2 separate regions of the Homo sapiens genome follow, and region 1 is linked to region 2. The links are chromatin contacts, found by Hi-C in ENCODE. All regions are on one chromosome and are shown on one strand. The core of a region is the stretch at or near the end of the contact, and the rest is flanking DNA. Distances in the headings are between cores, read along the strand shown. Region 1 overlaps SLC25A26 (solute carrier family 25 member 26). Region 2 holds the start of TMF1 (TATA element modulatory factor 1).

Region 1 (6,856 bases), core at 4,166-6,665, 2.7 Mb before region 2:
TGAGCGAGGTGCGGTGGCTCACGCCTGTAATCCCAGCACTTTGGGAGGCTGAGGCGGGTGGATCACCTGAGGTCAGAAGTTCAAAACCAGCCAGGCCAACATGATGAAACCCCTATCTCTATTAAAAATACAAAAAAAATAGCTGGGCATGGTTGTGGGTGCCTGTAATCCCAGCTATTCGGGAGGCTGAGGCAGGAGAATTGCTTGAATCCGGGAGGTGGAGGTTGCAGTGAGCCAAGATCGTGCCATTGCCCTCCAGCCTGGTCAACAACAGTGAAACTCCATCTCAAAAAAAAAAAAAAAAAAAAGAATGTCTGGCATTAATTCTAGAACTGAGATGCTCTTTTGCTTAGTAAAGTCATTTTTTCTTTTTGATCATTAAGCTACATGAGGTTTTGTAATGCATTCCATTTGTGGCTGTTCTTTATCAAAATATTACTATAACAGTAGCTTCCTTAGTACATCAGACATCAGGACACTGAAGGTCTAGTTGCAGTTTTGCCACTCGCTATCTTGTGCCTTTTGAAGTTGTTTAATCTCTCTGGGTATTGATTTCCTTTTTTAAAAAATAGTTGGTAAACTATGACCTGTGGGCCTAATCCAGATCACAGCCTGTTTTTGTAATAAAGCTTTATTGGCATGCAGCCACTTTCTTTCATTTATGTATTGTCTGTCTGCTTTCACACAACAGTGGCAGAGTTGAGTAGTTGTAACAGAGACTGTATGGACCATAAAGCCTAAGCTATTTATTATCTGACTCTTTACAGAAAAAGTTTTCTGAATCCTAGACTAGATCATCTTTGAGGGCTGTGCTGTGCCTTAGATTAGATTTCCTTTTTGTCAATTTCTCTTTAATTCTAAGTTCTCAAAAGATGTCTGTCTTTAAAGGATATAGCATATCATTTCCTCGTTATCAAATTTGCAAATTATGAAAAGAAGGAAAATACTGAGTAGATCATTGGTTCCCAAAGTACAGTCCCTCCACGAATAGCAGCTGCATTCCCTAGGAACTTGCTAGAAATGCAGAATCTAAGTCCCCACTTGAGATCTTCTGAATCAGAAACTTGGGGTGAGGCCCAGAATTTGTGTTATACACCCTCTGCATGATTCTGATGCATTCTGAAGTGTGAGAACCACTGGACTAGGTGATACAAAGTTCAGTTAACAGATTTTCTTCTGTTTTGAAAAAAAGAAGAGCTTAAATACCAAAACCATTTGATAGGTATATCAGGAGGAAAATGAAATGTTGGATATTATTACTAAGCTGGTGAAATTAATATTTTCTCTAGTAAAACTCCTTGTCATAAATTGTGGATAAGTTTTAATATAATGAGAAATTTCTGAGAGGTACATCTGTGTCACTTTCAGCATATTTTTAATGGACAGAAAAGTAAATATGATTTATTTCTTTGTGGGGTTTTCTTTTTTTGGTGGGAGATCACTTTGAATTATTTCAAAACTGATGATTTGTAATAAACAGTTTTCAGAATAAAAGAATTACATTAAGAATTAATTTGCTTGTGAAGAAAGTGTCTTAAGAAAAGAGCATTTAAGGGGCACAGCAGCCTCTGCTGTAGCTGGATTTCTTACCCATTTTAAGTGACATCAGTGTTGAATTGACTTTTTCCTCAGTGCTAAAAGCTGCTAGAAATGAGCACCAGTCACACTACTGATCTGTGTTAGGAAAGATCACAAACACAGTACTTTGTAATAAATGTCAGAGGAATAGCAAAATTGTACATGTCAAGAAAGCATTACAGGATGACGTTGCTATTTGGAGAATTGCTTTCATCTTTGAGATATCTCACACCTGCTTCATTTGGCATAGGTTGTTTCTATTTCATGAAAAACAGTCTTTTCCCTCCCCCAGATCCCAAGTTACATAGAAACAGTATGCTAACAAGGGAAAAATTTTAACATAAAAACTCACTTGAAGGTGCCATCTAAAAACTCAGTGTGTAAACTTAGTTAACTAACTTTATTTTGTTGAAAAGGGACCCTTGGTTTGTGTGTGTGTATGTGTGTGTACACATGAATACGTACCTATGTATACATTTGTTACTGTGTGTGTGTTTATATATGTATGTATACAGTTCATTTGATGTGCGTGTATATGCACCCATTTCCATGTATGTATTTAAAAGAATACATACAACAAACTTTTTTTTTGAGGCAAAGTTTCCCTCTGTCACCCAGGCTGGAGTGCAGTGGCACAGTCTCGACTCACTGCAACCTCCGCCTCCTGGGTTCCAAGCGATTCTCATGTCTCAGCCTCCCGAGTAGCTGGGACTACAGATGTGTGCCACCATGCCTGGCTAATTTTTGTGTTAGTAGAGACTGGGTTTTGCTGTGTTGGCCAGGCTGGTCTTGAAGTCCTGGCCTCAAGTGATCTGCTCACCTCAGCCTCCGAAAATGCTGGGATTATAAGTGTGAGCCGATGTGCTTGGCAAACAAACTTTTGTATATATAATCCTTTCATACTAATATTTAACTACTTGTAAAAACTATGTTAACCCCCAGTCACTAACACAGTTCCGTAGTCCATATTTATTATTGCTTCTTTCACTTTTCTCCTTTCTTCATGCATGAAAATATAATGTGATCCAAGGGGGTATGTGTGCATGAGGTGTGTGTTTATAGAGTAACAGTTAAATGTCTCGAAATAAACTGATTTGGATTTTTAGGTTATAGATGTTTTTGTTTTTTATTAAACGTCTTGATTGTTTGACTGTCATGGTTGTTTGTATAACTCCTTGAGAAACTTCCACATGCGGGTAGTTTTTGAAAAAGAAAATATTTATTTGCTTCAGTTTTTCAGGGGATGGTATCATACTGCTTTTTCACATTTTATGGGTGACATATTTGGCTATCTCTGGGCAAAAATCCAGTTAAAAATAATAGTATTTAATATTTAATAAACTACCAGGCTTTTGAGCCATCTGGAACTTTATTTTCTTTGCACGCAGCATCTGAGTTTCAGCTGTTAGCGTTTCTCCTTTGCTCTGGGAAGGGTCAATTGCTTTTAAAGTCTTTGAAGCTTGCTGTGTCAGCCCTTTTCATATTTTCAAAATGCCCGTGTAAAAGGGTTTTTCATCCATTCATGCTGATAAGTCTTTTGAACTTGAGGTTTGAACCAAGCTAATCAAATTTAATTATAGCTTAAATCCCGTTACAGTGAACTCCAGTGGACTTCTAGGCTAGGGTTTTTTTGTTTTGTTTTTTTTTTTTTTTTTGGTGTTATACTGGAATTTAGCCATTACCAATATTACTTGAAGTGAGCAGGCCATTGACTGCAGTTTGGGAGACCTTTTGTAATGGTCAGATTTTAGTTATAGTGACATTGGCAATATGATTTGAACTTTATTCTTTTCCAAAGGAAATAATTGAATTAGCCACAAGTAAAATTTCTTGTTCTTTGCATATATTTCAAATTACCTTTTCCTATTTGTCTTAAACAATTTTGAACAATTAAAATCTTAAAAGTACTTTCTTAAAGAGTCCTTTGGTGGTGGTGTCGCTGATGCTCGTTTTTTGTTTTTAAGATCCATAACAGAATAAGGATTTATATACATCCTCCTAGGGATAATGTCATGGTTTCTGCATATTTGCATAGCATTTTGAGAGAGACTTTTTCCTTTTTGCTTCATGAAAAAAAGTTTGAGCAGTATAATTTTCTAGAAAGAAGGAAATATAAATATTTTAGACTGTAGCATATACTAAAGGGAGGTGGACTAGTACTGATATTTTTAGTGCTTTCTTCAAAATGATTGCTAACACGTGTATTATATTTTAGTATCTTGTTGCATTCACTTGTTAATCTGTATTTATGCTTCTGTATATGCAGAGTTTTTTGTTTTTTCCAACACAATTTAAAATTCTACTTAAAAATTACTTGTTTGGATTTCTAAGCAGATTTGGGAATTACGGCATTGAAAATACTTTGTTGCTTTTTATGTCTCAATAAAGTCTATGCATTTTTATAATATTGGACCAGTGTTTGACCTGCCAGAATAAAATGATGATAGAACTCATTGTGTCCTCAAATAATTGGATTCTGAAATGGAAGATAGGGTTCATGAAGAATAAAAAATAGTAGATCTCATGTAAAGGTGAAAATTTACTTTTCTTTTTAGTATTCAACTCAAAATTGCCAGTTTCCCTGAATTTATTATAGCAATTTCTCTTGTTTTAAAATGAAGTGAAATGTGAAGTTAATTTACATACTAGCTGCTTTGAAGTGTAATTTTGCTTGCCAAGTTGTTACAGATTTTTATACAGACTTTTTAAGGAATTTAGTAATAATGCTGCCACAGTGTGTAGGACAAGTTCATGCCTTGCATCTTTGATGGGCGTTAGAATTGTTTGCCACAGTTCCCACTCTGGTTGGAGGGCACAACCAATTCGTCTATGCCTTTTGACTTCCATGCCGGAGAGTGTGACTTCTGCATCTGTTTGTTAGTATTTTTATGTAAGCAGAAGCCAAGAATGTCATTAGAAAGTAAAACTTTAACAAGAGGGACTGAATCCTACTAGGCCAACATAATTTATAGAGAGCAGGGGCTAACATTTTCATTTGGGAAAAATGCTTCCATTTCTATACGTGTTTAGACGGAGTACCTTAAGCATTGTTTTAGTCTTTTCCTATCTACATGTTACCATTCAGAACTTAGGTGGATGAAACACATTTTATATGTAGTTACAGAGAGATACAGAATTAAAAGCCTACAGATACAAGCATTAGAATTGTGACGGGGGTAATTAGAAACATGGAGTCTGAAGGTAGCCTATCTGGATTCAAATCCCAGCTCCAGTACTTAGCCATGTGGCCTTAGGCAAGTTATTTAAACTGACTTATTTTGTTCCTCTGTAAGATGAGAGTAACAATAATACCAACCTCATAAGGTTGTTGGGAAAATTACATGTGTTCCTGCATATGAAGTGCTTAGGACAGTGCCTGAAATACAGTCCTATATAAATGTTATAATTTATGATTATTGTTGTGATGATAATGATGATAATATCACTAGCAGCTCCTCTGAAACTTGTTGGCCTCATCCAAGGCCTATCACTTAGCTTTATCCCCAGTGTCTCTAATACTCCATCTGTTGTGCAGAAGTATATCCTGAACCTTCCTCCCTCTGAATTTGCCCACTTGGCACCTCTTCATTTGCTCTTACAATCTCTAGACCATAAATTTCAAAGACGTGGCCCAAAATGTTGGACTCAAGGTTTTTGCAAACTACAAGCTAACATGTTAAAATTGAGTGGTTTCATATACAACTCCAGTTATCCAAGTTTTCTTGGACAATCTGGGTATCTGGTCATAGTGGGCCTACATTTCTGCATGGCAGTAATTGTCTAGAACAGAGTAGCGGCTGCTTGTTTTGACAGAAACTGCTCTCCATGTCATCAGAGTCCCTGCCACTTCCTGTTGTTTTGACACTTTTCTCATTCTAGTCATCGATATCATTTTTTTGGGTCATGTAATACTTATTTGCTGCCAGCAGTTTAGAGTAAGCAGCGGTTCTCCACCATGTGTTCTGCACACTCATACTCCACTAGGCCTTTGCTGATAGGTCACCAGATTTTGATTCATGTGTAAAACATACATTAGTTAAAATCAAGTATGCATAATAGTGTTTTGGCTTTGTCTGTCAGAAGCAACATTGAGCTGGGCAGGTGTGCTTGTGTATTAGAGCTAGATACAACTTGGTGAAAAGGTTAGCCCATATTTAAGTTCAAACCAAAGAACAGTGATTAAAGCCCAAGCCAAAGAAAATTGAGATATGGGAGAGCTTTGCCTTCTGAGTGTGTAAGGGAGCACAGGTGGTGCACGCCATGTGTTCAGTGTCTCAGTGCTAGGGAGTCAGCAGGGATAAAGAAAGATAACTGATGCCTTAGAGCAGAGTTTAAGGGGCTGTGGATTGTGTCCATGGGGACCCCCCTTTGCATTCCAGGCTGTGTAGCAGCATCCCTGGCCTCTACCCACTAGATACCAGGAGCACCTCCCGTGAGTAGTGACAATTTAAATGTCCCCTGGGAGGTTGAAAGATGCAGAAGACATTATAATATAGTAGTTATCATGGTCTAGTCACTGTTGACATCTTTAATACTGCTTTTAGTCTTTGAATCCTTTGAAATATTGGCTTTGTACTCCACTTTTCTAAAGCATTCAGTATTTATTTTATGGCCATTTTACTACAGTATCAGAGAGGAGATATACTTCTCTCCCCCTCTCTAGTCAAGCACAACTGCAAGTATCTTTAAGGCGCAGCCACCTTTAAGGAAAGACTTCTGGGAACAGCTAACTGTGTTGGAGGAACTGGGCTGTGGCTCGTCCTCTGCTGCTCGTTAGCCCTGTGAACCTGGGGAGGCTAGCTCCCTCTCTTAGTCTTGGCTAAAAGTGAGGTGGCTGGATCAGATAATCAGCAAGATGCCTTCCAGGTAAGATTAGGCTGTAAGTCAGAAAATATTGTAGGACTTCTGAAACTTTAACTGCCAGTCAAGATCACTTAACTAGAATGTCCCACATTTTTCACTCCATTGAAATGAGTAACTTCAAGTGTCATGTAACATCAGGATCACTTAGGGGAATGTCTAGAGGTGCAGTAGATGATTGTTAGCTTTCTGTTGCTGTGTAATGAATTACCACAACTTTAGTGGTTTAAGGTGACATATATTGATGATCTCATGGGTCTCTACAGCAGCAGTCTGAGGACCGCGTGGCTGAGTTCTCCATTCACTGTTTCACACAGTGACAGTCAAGGTGTTGCAGGGACTGTGATCTCATCTGAGGCTAGGGTCCTCTTCCAAATGCACAGGGCGGTTGGCAGATGGCATTTCCTTGTGGCAGTAT
Region 2 (6,719 bases), core at 3,149-5,648:
CTGGTGGTAGAAGTACCTGATGAAAAGGTACTAACAGGAGGAGAAGGTGTATTGCTCTGCCTGTCTTCATGTTTTTGTTCCTTAGGTTCCAAAGCTATGTCCTTTGTTTCTGCTGTGAGAGACTGCGTAGACGTATTAGATATACTTTCCATAGTTGTTTTCACATCAATTACACTTTCAGATACTTTCAAACTTACAGTTGGCACCTTCATATCCGATTCTTTATTAACAGTTTCTTCGTGCTTGCCTTCAGTTTTAGGTGATGAAGTACCTGCTGCCAGAGTTTCCCCTGAAACACACAAAGAAGAGTCTTTTACTTGTGATTCAGTTGTTTCAGGAGTTCTTGACTGGCCAATGTGCAAGGATTCATGTAAGCTGCTTTTCACTTCTTCTTCTGGTCGTTGTGATTTTGCTGGAGGTTTTGATACCACTGGACTCTTCTGAATGGTCTGGACATCAGTTGGCGAGAGAAAGGCACTGAAGAAATTTTCAGATTCATCGACCACAGTCCTCCGAACTGGCTTTGTGATTGCTTTAGGAGAGGCTATTGGTGGACTCTGAGGTTCAGTGTTTGATTTCAACCCCCAGGTTGAAGTATCCCATCCTCCACTGACAGGGGAACTTATTCCTTTAACAAAAAAGTAAATATTAAAAAAGAACACATATATGTTACATTAATATTTCAATCATCATTATAAATCAGTATAAATATAAATTTAGAAAAAATACCCTATGAAATACCTGTAATTTGCACCTGCTAAACTCCTTGCTTACTACATCATTAAGTAGTTTCCAAGTTAATACAGGGACTTACGGAAGAAAACTGGTGTGGGTCCACCTGAGAGGAAGGAGGAGCACAGACAAAAGACTGGGCCTGGCCTGGACTACCAGATGCGAGTATGTTATTCCTCCCCACAACAAATTAAGGAAGTAACAGTATATGTTTTATAACCCACAGTAAGTCCAAGATACCTATGATTCATCTCATAATAACACGCTTTACTTATCAATATGAAATAAACTAATATGGAACTAACTGAATAGGTTGGGCCATGTGCAGTCACAGAAAAATGACCCTACCTATTCAGTCAGTTTCATATTAATTTTTACTTGTAATATCAGTAATATAGTTATGAGCTAGACAAAGGGCAACACTCAAAAACTGAACTCAGTGGGTATGGAGGTTCACACCTATAATCCCAACACTAGAAGAGTCATTTGAGTCCAGGAGTTCAAGACAAGCCTGGGCAACATAGTGAGACCCCTGTCCCTACAAAAAAATTTTTTTAATTAGCTGGGCCTGGTGGCCCACATATGTGGTCCCAGCTACTCAGGAGGCTGAGGTGGGAAGATCATCTGAGCCCAGGAGGTGGAAGCTGCAGTGAGCCATGATCAAACCACTGCACTTCAGCCTGGGTGACAGATCGAGAACCTGTCTCGAAAACAAACAAAACAACAAAAGCCTCAAACCAAGATAATGGTGACAAATGTTCTTTCCCGAAGATCATATTAAACTGATGGGAATGGTAAGTTCTAGAGAACAAATTCATTTTCATCCACTTAATCACAGGCTGATTCTCTAAATCCCACTCTCCAAGCCCACTCTAAGAGGAAGTTTTGTTCTCAAATTCTAAATTATGTCAGAAATTACAAGGTCATTATAAATTTCAGAAATGTGTGTTTTTTTAAGAACTATTGCTCTTTGACATAGAGGTGGTTGACACTAGGGTTTTTAAAAAAGCGCTACAAAGAAAATGACTGTTTTCTTGGGGAAAAAGTTAATTATCATATCAGTCATACAAATAGCTACTACTAAAATCCTGATTTTTAAAAATGGCATAATCAGGATCTTAAAAATGGTATATTCGTTAAAGTATTTAAAGCATTTCTTTAAAAATGTTTTCTTTTTCAAATTAAAATGTGGCTGAACAAAATATTCACAAAATATTCACAATTAGAAGTTGGTGGAGAGAGCACAAGTAACTAAAAGCTTCTAAAAACTATCAAGCCTTATAGTAGAATCTATCCTTTAATATGACTTCAGGCCAGGCGCAGTGGCTCACGCTTGTAATCTCAGCACTTTGGGAGGCCGAGGCGGGCGGACCACCTGAGGTCAGGAGTTCAAGACCAGCCTGGCCAACATGGTAAAACCCTGTCTCTACTAAAATTACAAAAATTAGGCAGGTGTGGTGACGCAAACCTGCAATCCCAGCTACTCGGGAGGTTGAGGCACGAGAATCACTTGAGCTCAGGAGACAGAATCTGCAGTGAACAGAGATGGCACCACTGCACTCCAGCCTGGATGACAGAGTGAGACTGTGTCTCAAAAAAAAAAAAAACAAAAAAACAAATATATATATATGTAAATATATGTATGACTTCAAAGGCAGTTAGGATGAAAAGTATGTAGAAAACTTCAGTTTGGAGGCATAGTTCTACACATTCATTTGCACAATATCCAAACCAGAGAAAATCAAAATTAAATATGCAAATGAACAACCAAGATTATGTCTGATTAATTTAAATACATTCAAAAGATGACAGGAATTAATTTTGCCTCTTGGAGAATACTTTATATAATCCCAGGGTTATTTGGTATCCATCTAAATTATACCATTCTGAAGACTATGGGCATTTTCCGAAAACAAATATCCTTATATGTAAAACCTATATTCTATCTTATCTAAAGTTTAGTAATTCTAATTAACTGGGGCACATATGAAAAAACAGAGTTACTCCAGCAAGGTTATATGACATCTTGTAAAAAGTAAAGAGGATCATCACATACACACATGGACCAAAATATCTTAAACTGAGGTACCTCAAATTTAGGTCCTGACTTTTCAATGATGTAAAATTAAGAACAGAAACCAGAAAGGAGTAGTCAAGTACATCTCTTATCCTTTTTCACACAAAGGTTCACATCCCCCAACACCAGCAAATCTTTACCCCACACATCAAATGCTGAACTGTTCCTTAGACTTAAGAGTCAAAAGCAACTGAATGAAGATCCCTGAAAGATTAAGCTCAATGAAACTGCAAAGAGAGACTTGGCTATTCAGAAATAAAATGTGATACCATCCAGAAATCTTGGGTCACACATTTTCCGGCTAATACCTCCGGCACATTCTAATCCTCCTCCGCCGTGTGACCTAGAGCAAGTTACTTGGCCATTCTGGGCCTCATTTTCCTCTTATGTAAAACACGGATATAAACCAAGCTCTCTCTGGGAGTTGTTCTGAAGATGAGAAGGCCATAAAAAAGCACATTACAGGCTCGTGCCTGTAATCCCAGCACTTTAGGAGGCCGAGGTGGGTGGATCGCCTTAAGTCAGGAGTTCCACCAGCCTGGCCAACATAGTGAAACCCCGTCCCTACTAAAAATACAAAAAGTTGCCGGGCGTGGTGGTGGGCGCCTGTAATCCCAGCTACTAGGGAGGCTGGGGAAGGAGAATCGCTAGAACCTGGGAGGCGGAGGTTGCAGTGAGCCGAGATCGCGCCACTGCACTCCAGCCTGGGCGACGGAGTGAGACTCCGTCTCAACAACAACATAAAACCACATTACGCGCTACCAAGCGCGAAATGTTCACTGACTGTTAGCGATTGTTCTTCCCTTCCCTGATGATTTACGTACTTCAGACCTTGGATCCCAACAGTGCCCGAGACGCGAAGCAATTCGAGGTTCAGGTTCGGGAAGGTTGTGCTTGGAAGCTGCGTCGAGGGAGAGCTTGAGGGCAAGACCAACCAACCAAGTCCCCTGTCATCCAAGTCCACAAGCCTCGCACCCAGGACCAAAGAAAGACAAGGGGGAACCTGGATCTGGGTTTTCCCTCAGGAAAACAGCAAAGACCGACTTGGAGGCTGAAGCAGCATTAGGGAACGGGCCGGGGAGAAATTACTTCCTGAAAACTCTCTCAGCAAGGAAGGACCCCTCTCTACACCACTTAACCTGCCTGCATCAAGAGAACAGCAGCCTCCGGGAGCCAGGAACCCCGCTCCTCTCTCTCTTACCCGGCTCTCCATACGGAATGGTCTCGGCCCAGATGCTCGGCTCCTCTTCCTGGATGTCCAGAACCCTGTCAATAGACTTCTGGGCCTGGGACAGGGCCTGCTTAGCGAAGCTGGAGAGCTGGGAGGCGTTGAACCAACTCATCGCCCCTCCTCAGCCGGCAGTGGCGGCGGCAGCACCAAGCGGGAAGGCCTCAGGCCTGGGGAAGGGTGCAGAGGAACGGCTTCGCTCCCCTTTTCCACTCGGCTGGTTCTGTCAGCGTGTGGCCATTACCCCGACAGCCTCCCGCGAGCCCGGGATGTTACCCTCGGCCGTTCCCGCACAGCTGAGACGAAGGGGGCCCATGTGCGCATGCGCTTGCTTCTTCCACGTACACAGCAACCAAATCTACGAGCCCAGAGTTCGGTCGACAGACGGAAGAACAGAAGAACGTTGACGTCACATCCGGGAGCGCAGGGTTGCCGTTAGTTACCGAGGAACGCGGAAGGGTTTCTATTGATGTCGATTTCGTGCTTACAGCAGTTCTTAGCGAAGGGGAAGCTATGGCTACCGATAGAGGTCGATTTCCCCGGAAGGAATATTCAAGTTTTCGTGTGTGTGCTTTCCAGGAAAATAGTTCACGTGCTAAAAGCTTGCACCTTGCCAGCAATAATTGCAAAGGGAAATTGGGCCTCACACTTCTCTTAGCCCTTTGTCTCAAATATTTAATAAGCTCTGTATTAACTTGGTATTGTAAGGAGAAACACTTGTTTGGGCTTGCCTAAAAGACAGGATCACGTATGAACACTGTGTCCAACTCGTGGAACACATGGTGCATAAAGCACAACCTCTCTCTCAAAATAGTAGTAAACTCATTGCTGCAGTCAAAATACCCCTAATACTGTGGTCTGTCGGTGTCCCCTGCACAAATTCCTATGTTGAAACCTAATCTCCAATGGGACAGTATTAAGGGGAGCCTTTAGGAGATGATTAGATGATGATGGAGCCCTCATAAATGGGGTTAGTGCCCTTATAAGAGAGGCCCAAGGGAGCTCACGGCAAGAAGGCACCAACTCTAAGCCAGAATAGCAGCCCTCACCAGACACCAAATCTGCCGGCTCCTTATCTTGGACTTCTCAGCCTCTAGAACTGTTAAGAAACAAATTGCTACTGCTTATAAGCCACCCAGTTTATGGCAATTTGTTACAGCAGTCCAAATGGACTAAGACACCTAGGAAGCACTAAAGCTGTTATCCTAACAATGTGCACTGTGCATATTACTTAAAACATAACCTTTTCTGTGTGCATTCTCTTCGAACATTTGGACATGGGAAAATACCTTAAATTGGTGGCCTTCCTAATCCAGTCTGCAGCTATATTTGGTTTGGGCCCAAGTTAAAGACAAAATCCTAACTAAAAGCCAGATTTCATTCAAAAATCTAGATTTCCAGCTGCTTTTGAAAAATATGAATACCAAGCATGGGAATAGTCAGCCAGAGTGGTCACCAAATAATTTTCACTCACTCCAGTTTGCCACAGACCCCTATCACTCATCCTATTACACCCTCCCTGCTGTGATTATTTACCTTATATGCCTGCCTCCCATATTTGAATATTTTACCCCACTGCAAGGAACTCTGCAAAAAAGAATTATTTTTCTTTTAAAAAATCAGATTGAACCCCTTAAGAAGTTATAATCATCTTCCAATAATTTTATCTAACTACAGTAAAAACTTGCATGTTAAAACTAACAATTTAGTCATGTACACAAGTAGTACCAAGTAACTCAAGTACTTTCAAACAGCTAAGTAGTCTGCAGAGGAGATTTGGGGCAGATTCGGGTTGAAATTAGCTGTACAGTTACAGTTCCAAGACTTCTAATTGTACAGCTTTGGTGAAATGACCTACCTAAACCATCTAAAACTATTTATTCAGCTCTCAGATAGAGTCACCTTCTTACAATGCTACTTTGAGAATTATTATAGCACCTATATGGTGCTAAATTTTAGTTCCTTCACTTTCAAAATTGTAAGCTACACCTGTAACTTTTCAGGTAGAGCTTATAAATTTATTCCGTATGGTTTTATAATAAAACTTATTTGTCAATATGTAGCTAGAAAGATTACTGAAAACTTAACTCAGTGACACATAAGTAACCAAAAAACATTTGAACAGAAAACTGCCATATCTAAGTCAAAAACAAAGAATGAGAACACATACATGTTCTCATATTAAAATACTAGCACCTACTTTTTTAGTATTTGTACTTAATTTTGTTTGAAGTTTTATTCACTTAAAAGAAACAAAAACATGGTCAGGCATGGTGGCTCATGCCTGTAATCCCAGCACTTTGGGAAGCCGAGGGGGGCGGGGGGGGGTGGATCACCTGAGGTCAGGAGTTTGAGACCAGCCTGGCCAACGTGGTGAAACCCCGTCCCTACTAAAAATACAAAAAATTAGCCGTGCATGGTGGCAGGCGCCTGTAATCCCAGTTACTCCGGAGGCTGAGGCAGGAGAATTGCCTGAACCGGGGAGGCAGAGGTTGCAGTGAGCTGAGGTTGCATCATCGCACTCCAGCCTGGGCAACAAGAGCGAAACTCTGTCGCAAAAAAAAAAAAAAAAAAAATTATATTGATACAGAAAGTTAAATTAAACCAGTAAATTTTTACTATAGAAATTGCTGTAGCAAAAGTATTAAGTGCAATAAAAATTTGATATAACTCTGCTACACA

Evidence for each region. Hi-C counts contacts between places; a loop is a spot of excess contacts on that map. Pooled maps may share reads with other maps.
Region 1: a pooled map shows a loop between it and region 2 (6-fold over the local background). The contact joins the enhancer-like site here to the promoter of TMF1 in region 2. A Hi-C loop is called at or near these places in 4 of 50 pooled maps.

What each region holds. Positions count from the first base shown.
Region 1 is chr3:66,297,041-66,303,896 of GRCh38, forward strand. All of the region lies in intron 5 of SLC25A26 (solute carrier family 25 member 26), which reads left to right. Among named protein-coding and RNA genes, the nearest start is that of SLC25A26, 79 kb to the left of the region's middle. Within about 2 kb of position 5,416, at least 5 of the 41 ENCODE cell types and tissues checked have a DNase peak (open chromatin) inside an H3K27ac peak, as active enhancers do.
Region 2 is chr3:69,047,935-69,054,653 of GRCh38, forward strand. It overlaps TMF1 (TATA element modulatory factor 1), which reads right to left and starts at 4,399. Exons shown (of 17, transcript NM_007114.3): 1 at 4,011-4,399; 2 at 1-628. The coding sequence starts at 4,152. MIR3136 (microRNA 3136) reads right to left here and starts at 1,101; the gene lies at 1,024-1,101. RefSeq lists an enhancer at 3,991-4,460.